Linked DNA regions of Homo sapiens: region 1 is linked to region 2. The links are chromatin contacts, found by POLR2A ChIA-PET in ENCODE. All regions are on one chromosome and are shown on one strand. The core of a region is the stretch at or near the end of the contact, and the rest is flanking DNA. Distances in the headings are between cores, read along the strand shown. Region 1 overlaps TRAF3 (TNF receptor associated factor 3). Region 2 overlaps RCOR1 (REST corepressor 1).

Region 1 (3,215 bases), core at 164-2,663, 220 kb before region 2:
CTGAGGACAGCCACAGGGGGCGAGAAGGGGCTAATCTCACTCATGTCTAATGACTTAAAGATATCACAGGGGGCCTGGGGGGCAGGGAGCACAAACTCAAATGAACCCCTCAGCCTAGCGAGTCTGAAGGTAAAACCTAGTGTAAGAGTTGAGTAGAAGCTGTCTGGGATAAAGACCTGCAATGACGGAAGTGACCCAACCACAGACAGCCCTGCCACAGACAGGCATCTCAGCACTTTGCTCACATCAACCCCTTACTCCTCACACCAGCTCCCTGCGGTCTTAGCAGGTGATATGATTATTACAGGTGAGGGGGTGAAGTAGCTCACAGAGTTCACACAGTAGGGAAGTGGCCAAGTGGATCTGAATCCACTGTCTGCCCAGGTGATCACATGGCACAGTGTCCTGCCTGGGAGCCTGCCGCATCAGCTGCCAAAACTGAGAGAATGTGTTGTGCCAGAGTGCCGAATGCAAACTATGTGAAAAGTATTACCCAGCTGAAAACATGTGACAAAATGATTAAAAAAAACCCCAGAATACCTTATCTTTAACGATGCTCTCTTGACACGCTGTACATTTTGGACTTGAAGAGCTGCAGGGAAACACAAGTGACTGCATTAGAGTGGAAGTCCCTTTCTTGAGAGGACTCAGGAGATTCTGGGAGCATTCACTTTATGGTCAGGTCTGCACAGTGGCTCACAGCAACCAGCAGAGCTTCAGGACGCCCTGGTGATTCACTTTACATAGGAAGCCATGGGAGAAAAGGGCTACATTTTTTAAAATGCTGATTTTTCAAAAGGAAGTTACCAAGTAGAACAGTTTAGTTCAGTCCCACTTGGAAAGCCCCTTCCACTTAATGTAAAAGTGAAATTTTATTTCAGAAACCAAAGCTAGCTGTCTGCAGAGCAGCTCTTCAGTGTGAGTACCTGTTTACTTGGAGAGCCTTGCTCCTGCGTTGTAAAAGCAGCCAGCCCTTCTCCACAGGCCATTTGGCTTCACTGTCTATTGGAAGGCCAATGGCACCTGCACAGGGGGACCAGCCTCCCTCCCCTGTGGCCCACCATATATGGGGGCTCCAGCCCCTCCTCCACCGGGAAGCTTCTCCTGGGCCCAGAGGTGTAGTCCAGGCTCTTGTGTTAGGAGACACGGTGTTCTGTGTCTCCTGTGCTGTCACTAAGCTCAAGTGTCATTTTGCCCCCAAGTGGGCAAAGGTTAGCTGACTATTTGGGATGAGTGGGTAAGACCACAGAGGGAAGCATGGAGAAGGGGGAGGGTGAAGGCAGGTGACAGGGCAGGGGGCTGGCTGCTGTGCCCAGGCTGGGGCTCGGGTGCAGCCCAGGCTTGAGTGCTGTGGGAGGAGGAGCTGGCAACCTTCCCAGGCCGACATGCCCTGACGGCAGTGGCCAAGACCAGGGCATCCCGCAGCGACCCCAGCACCCAGCACAATGCCAGAAAACATGAGGCCTGCAGGGTGAATCAAGGTGCTCTTCTGGCCGATGCTATTCTGCAGTAAAGCTCCAGCCTGCCTTCATGATCCACCAGCGGTACCAGCACTGGCACTCAGCAGCAAAGGGCTGCCATGGGCTCGGTGCATGTTCCACACACGCCTGCTGAGTAAGCATGCGGCCTAGGTTTCTGCTCGGGTAGGGACCTGTCCAGTCCTTTAAGCTGACCCCATCCTCCCTCCTCTCTGCGGCATCCTTGCACACCAGCACACGTGCCCTTAAATGACTGGCTTGTCATTTCCTGGTGTATCTCCTCCATGGAACTGTGAGGTTCCTCAATAAAATACAGCAACACATATGAGGGGCACCAAGGCTCTACAGACGGAGTGGGAAGACACGGGCGGGGCAGGTCAGAGACACGCAGAGGCCTCAGTAAACCCACACGTGGGATCCCACTGCACCTCCCTAAAGGATTCACAAGCTGGGCCCGGAGGCTTTTATGGACTTCTTTAGGGCTTTAAACCTCTAGAGGTTTATTTTTAGAGAAACGAATGAAGGAGAGGGTGAGGCCGAGGGCTGAGAAGGGGCCGGGCGACGGGCCGGGCGAGGGCGCCTACCTCAGCAGGGCCGCCATGCAGCTCTCGCAGAAGCGGTGCCCACACTCGGTCTGCTTCGGGCTGCACAGCACCAGGTGGCACTTCTCACACTTGTACTTGTCCTCCACGGTCTTCACAAACTTTTCCTTGTAACCTCCTTGTTCAGGGACAAAAACTGGCGTCCCAGCACTGCGGTCAGTGTGCAGCTTTAGCGGCGGGTTAGTCTGCAGCGCGCCAGGAGAGTCCATCTTTTTACTCGACTCCATTTTAGGAAAGAGGAGTTCTGTCGGGAAAAAACAGTAGAGTGCCATCATATCCTCTCATGCAAGGAAACAAACACAGCTTTGGGAAAGCAAAAGTGCCTGAGACCTGCTGTCTTTCAGTTTTAGGCAACACAAGAATCCTTCCCAACTTTAATATGTGTTGGGAACAAAACATGATCAAATATGCTTCCATCCTTTCTATTTTACCCAAACACATAGTAACTATTGATATTATTATTCAAAAAACTTCCTAAAAAGTATACTTAATAAATTGGGATGAGGTGGAAAGATTGCTGAGCCCAGGAGTTGAAGGTTGCACCAAGCTATGATGGCACCACTGCACTCTAGGCTGAGCAACAGAGCGAGGCCCTGTCTCCAAAAATTTTTTTTTTTTTTTTTTAGACGGAGTCTCGCTCTGTTGCCCAGGCTGGAGTGCAGTGGCGCCATCTTGGCTCACTGCAAGCTCCGCCTCCCAGGTTCATGCCATTCTCCTGCCTCAGCCTCCCGAGTAGCTGAGACTACAGGCGGCCACCACCACACCTGGCTAATTTTTTGTATTTTTAGTAGAGACGGGGTTTTACCACATTAGCCGGGATGATCTCAATCTCCTGACCTCGTGATCTGCCTGCCTCAGCCTCCCAAAGTGCTGGGATTACAGGTGTGAGCCACCACACCAGCCAAAAATGTTTTAAAGTTAATAATACAGTATTTTTGAGGTTTAAAAAAATACATATACTATTTTGCTGTGTTGTAACTTTGAATTCAATGCATCATTCTGAGATTTTAACTGAAACAACAGCTGTTCTCAGCCAGTTTTCCTTCCTCATTGACTTCCGCTAGATGAGTCTCAATGCTACAACTCAGACTGGCCTGGTCAACCTGCTTCTGGAGCCCAGGGGTTGTTCCTTCCT
Region 2 (3,610 bases), core at 308-2,807:
GAGGCAAGAGAATCACCTGAACCTGGAAGGCGGAGGTTGCAGTGAGCTGAGATTGCGCGACTGCACTACACCCTGGGCGACAGAGTGAGACCTGATCTCAAAAAAAAAAAGAAAAGAAAAGAAACCTTTTCTGAGCAGGTGCTGTGGGAGTAATCCCAGCACTTTGGGAGGCTGAGGTGGGTAGATCGCTTGAGTCAGAAGTTCAAGACCAGCCTGGCCAACATGGTAAAACCCCATCTCTACTAAAAATACAAAAAATCAGCCAGGTATATGGTGGCAAGCCTGCAGTCCCAGTTACCTAGGAGGCTGGAACAGGAGAATTGCTTGAACCCAGGAGGCAGAGGTTGCAGTGATGGCACCACTGCACTCCAGCCTGGGTGACAGAGTGAGACTCCATCTCAAAACAAACAAATAAACAAAAAAACAGAAACATTTTCTTAAAAATGTCTCAGCTTGGCGGGACACCGTGGCTCACACCTATAATCCCAATACTCAGGGAGGCTGAGCAGGCGGATCGCTTGAGGTCAGGAGTTTGAGACCAGCCTGGCCTACATGGTGAAACCCTACCTCTACTGAAATACAAAAATTAGCTGAGTGTGGTGGCACATGCCTATAATCCTAGCTACTCAGGAGGCTGAGGCAGGAGAATCGCTTGAACCCGGGAGGTGGAGGTTGCAGTGAGCCTAGATCACACCACTGCACTCCAGTCTGGGCGACACAGCGAGACTCTGTCTCCAAAAAAAAAATAAAAAAAATAAAAAAATCTCAGCAAAGTGATTTCAAAGAATGAAAAGAATCTGTTTCCACTCAAATAAATGGGTACATCAAGAAACATTACAACTTACACAAGCTTAATCTTAATTTTGGAATCCACTGCATTAGTTGGTTCATAGGTTTATTTCACGTGTGTGTGTGTGTGTGTGTGTGTGTGTGTGTGTGTGACAAAAAGTCTCACTCTGTTGCCCAGGCTGGAGTGCAGTGGCGCGATCTCGACTGACCGCAACCTCCACCTCCCAGGTTCAAGGAATTCTCTTGCCTCAGCCTCCTGAGTAGCTGGGATTACAGACGCCTGTGACCACACCCGGCTAATTTTTGTATTTTTAGTAGAGACGGGGTTTCACCATGTTGGCCAGGCTGGTCTTTAACTCCTGACCTCAGGCAATTCGCTCGCCTCAGCCTCCCAAAGTGCTAGGATTACAGGTATGAGCCACTATGCTCAGCCTTCTCCTTCATTTTTTTGTTTCATACATACAACCAGTGGGAGATAGGGGACAGACAAGCTAGAAGGAAATATTTATTGATCACCTATTATGTGCCAGACACTTTCACAAATATGAGCTTGTAATCTTCGCAACTTTCTGAACTATTAATAGATACCTAAAGCAGTGCTTAAAAATTAAGACTATAAAAAACATAGGAAAATACTGTGATAAAGCAAAAACAAAAGCAAATTATAAAACATGCCATAGTTAAGGTATTGAGAGGAAGGAATGTCAATGAGCTTCACAAAGGGAAAAATGCCCATGAGTCATTCAGCTTCCTGCCATTCTAAAGTAAAGTACAACAGGTCAGATATTCTCCAGTATTTAAACAGAATCCTTGTAGAAAATAAATCAGAAAACTGCCTCCAGGAAGGGAAAATGGAAGGCCAGGAATGCCTAAGAAATGTACTTCTCTTGTGCATAACCCTTTTGCATCTTTTAATTTTGTACCATATGCCTGTATTGCCTATCCAAATATTCAACAAAATTTAGCTTAAAAAAAAAAAAAAAAAAAAAAAAAGGTTGTCCGCGGTGGTGAATGCCAGAGACCCCAGCACTTTGGGAGGCTGAGGAGGGAGGATGGCTTGAGGCCAGGAGTTTGAGACCACCCTGGGCAACATGGCAAGACCTTATCTCTACAAAAAATGTTTTTAAAGTGAGCCAGGCTAGTGTCACCTACCTCCAGTCCCAGCTACTTGGGAGACTGAGACAGGAGGATCCTTTAAGCCCAGGAGACTGACACTGCAGCAAGCCTTGATCATGTCACTGCACTCCAGCCTAGGTGACGAAGAGATCTTGTCTCAAAAAAAAAGGAAAAGAACAGGAAAAAAAAAAAAAAAAAAAACTCAACCACAGGGAAAGAGGTGTGGCCAAGATACCAATTCTATATTTTTTTTCTTTTTTTAAAAATTTTTTTCTTTATTTTCTTGTAGAGACAGGTTCTCACTATCTTGCCCAGGCTGGTCTCAAACTCAGGCTCAAGTGATCCTCCCCATCTTCGCCTCTCAAAGTGCTGGTATTACAGGTGTCAGCTAGTGCGCCTGGCCTCATTAATTCTAAATTACAAAGATCAGACTTAATCATATTCCCTCTGCAGAGAACTGTGGTTCCAACAAACACACTACTCCCTAGGCCACCCACATCATGAAAAGGTGTGTGTCATCGGAAACCCACAGCCATTATGCGGCATTACTCAAATACTAAATGACAAGCTCAAATTAGAACTACATCTTGTCTTTTACCTACTCTTCATTTTTACCCAAGTGCCTGGCTCAAAATGGAAACTGTATTTTACATGATGGCTATTGTATTAGTCTGTTCTCACACTGCTATAAAAAAATACCTGGCCGGGCGCAATGGCTCAGACCTGTAATCCCGACACTTTGGGAGGCTGAGGCGGGCAGATCACCTGAGGTCAGGAGTTCGAAACCATCCTGGCTAACACGGTGAAACCCTGTCTCTACTAAAAATACAAAAAATTAGCCAGGCGTGGTGGCAGGCACCTGTAGTCCCAGCTACTCGGGAGGCTGAGGCAGGAGAATGGCGTGAACCCGGGAGGCAGAGCTTGCAGTGAGTGGAGATCGCACCACTGCACTCCGGCCTGGGCGACAGAGCCAGACTCCGTCTCAAAAAAAAAAAAAAAAAAAAGAAAGAAAGAAAGAAAGAAAGAAAGAAAGAAAGAAAGAAAGAAAGAAAGAAAGAAAGAAAGAAGGAAATACCTGAGATGAGACTAGGTAATTTATAAAGAGAAGAGGTTTCAATGGCTCAAGGTTCTGCAGGCTGTACAGGAAGCATGATGCTGGCATCTGCTCAGCTTCTAGGGAGGCCTCAGTAAACTTATAATCATGGTGGAAGGCAAAGGGAAAGCAAGCACATATAACATGGCCAGAGGAGGAGCAAGAGAGACAAGAGGGAGGTGCTACACACTTTTAGACGACCCGATCGCCCGAGAGCTCACTCACTATCATGAAAATAGCACCAAGGGGGATATCCACCCCCATGATCCAATCATGGGCCCCCACCTCCAACACTGGGGATGACAATTCGACACAAGATTTGGCTGGGGACACAGATTCAAACCACAACTATCAGCTATAAACATCTAACACAAGCCTTTTAGGAACTACTAAAGAATAACACTATAGGCTGCACGTGGTGGCTCATGCCTGTAATCCCAACGCTTTGGGAAGCCGAGGCCAGCCTGGACAACGTGGCAAAACCCTGTCTCTACCAAAAATAGAAAAAATTAGCTGGGCACGGTAGCGAGTGCCTGTGGTCCCAGCTACTCAGGAGGCTGAGGTGGGAGGATCGATTGAGCCCAGGAGGCGGAGGCTCCAGTGAGGCAAGAT

Evidence for each region. ChIA-PET counts read pairs that join two places held with the same protein, here RNA polymerase II (POLR2A).
Region 1: POLR2A ChIA-PET joins it to region 2 with 13 read pairs in activated naive CD4-positive, alpha-beta T cell. The contact joins two enhancer-like sites. POLR2A ChIA-PET finds 5 or more read pairs at or near these places in 3 of 52 experiments (BJ, WTC11 and activated naive CD4-positive, alpha-beta T cell).

What each region holds. Positions count from the first base shown.
Region 1 is chr14:102,869,294-102,872,508 of GRCh38, reverse strand. It overlaps TRAF3 (TNF receptor associated factor 3), which reads right to left. Exons shown (of 12, transcript NM_145725.3): 3 at 2,063-2,324; 4 at 541-592. The coding sequence starts at 2,307. Among named protein-coding and RNA genes, the nearest start is that of AMN, 52 kb to the left of the region's middle. Within about 2 kb of position 1,413, at least 3 of the 41 ENCODE cell types and tissues checked have a DNase peak (open chromatin) inside an H3K27ac peak, as active enhancers do.
Region 2 is chr14:102,653,283-102,656,892 of GRCh38, reverse strand. The region is part of intron 2 of RCOR1 (REST corepressor 1); the gene reads right to left. Among named protein-coding and RNA genes, the nearest start is that of RCOR1, 62 kb to the right of the region's middle. RefSeq lists an enhancer at 3,126-3,610. Within about 2 kb of position 1,557, at least 2 of the 41 ENCODE cell types and tissues checked have a DNase peak (open chromatin) inside an H3K27ac peak, as active enhancers do.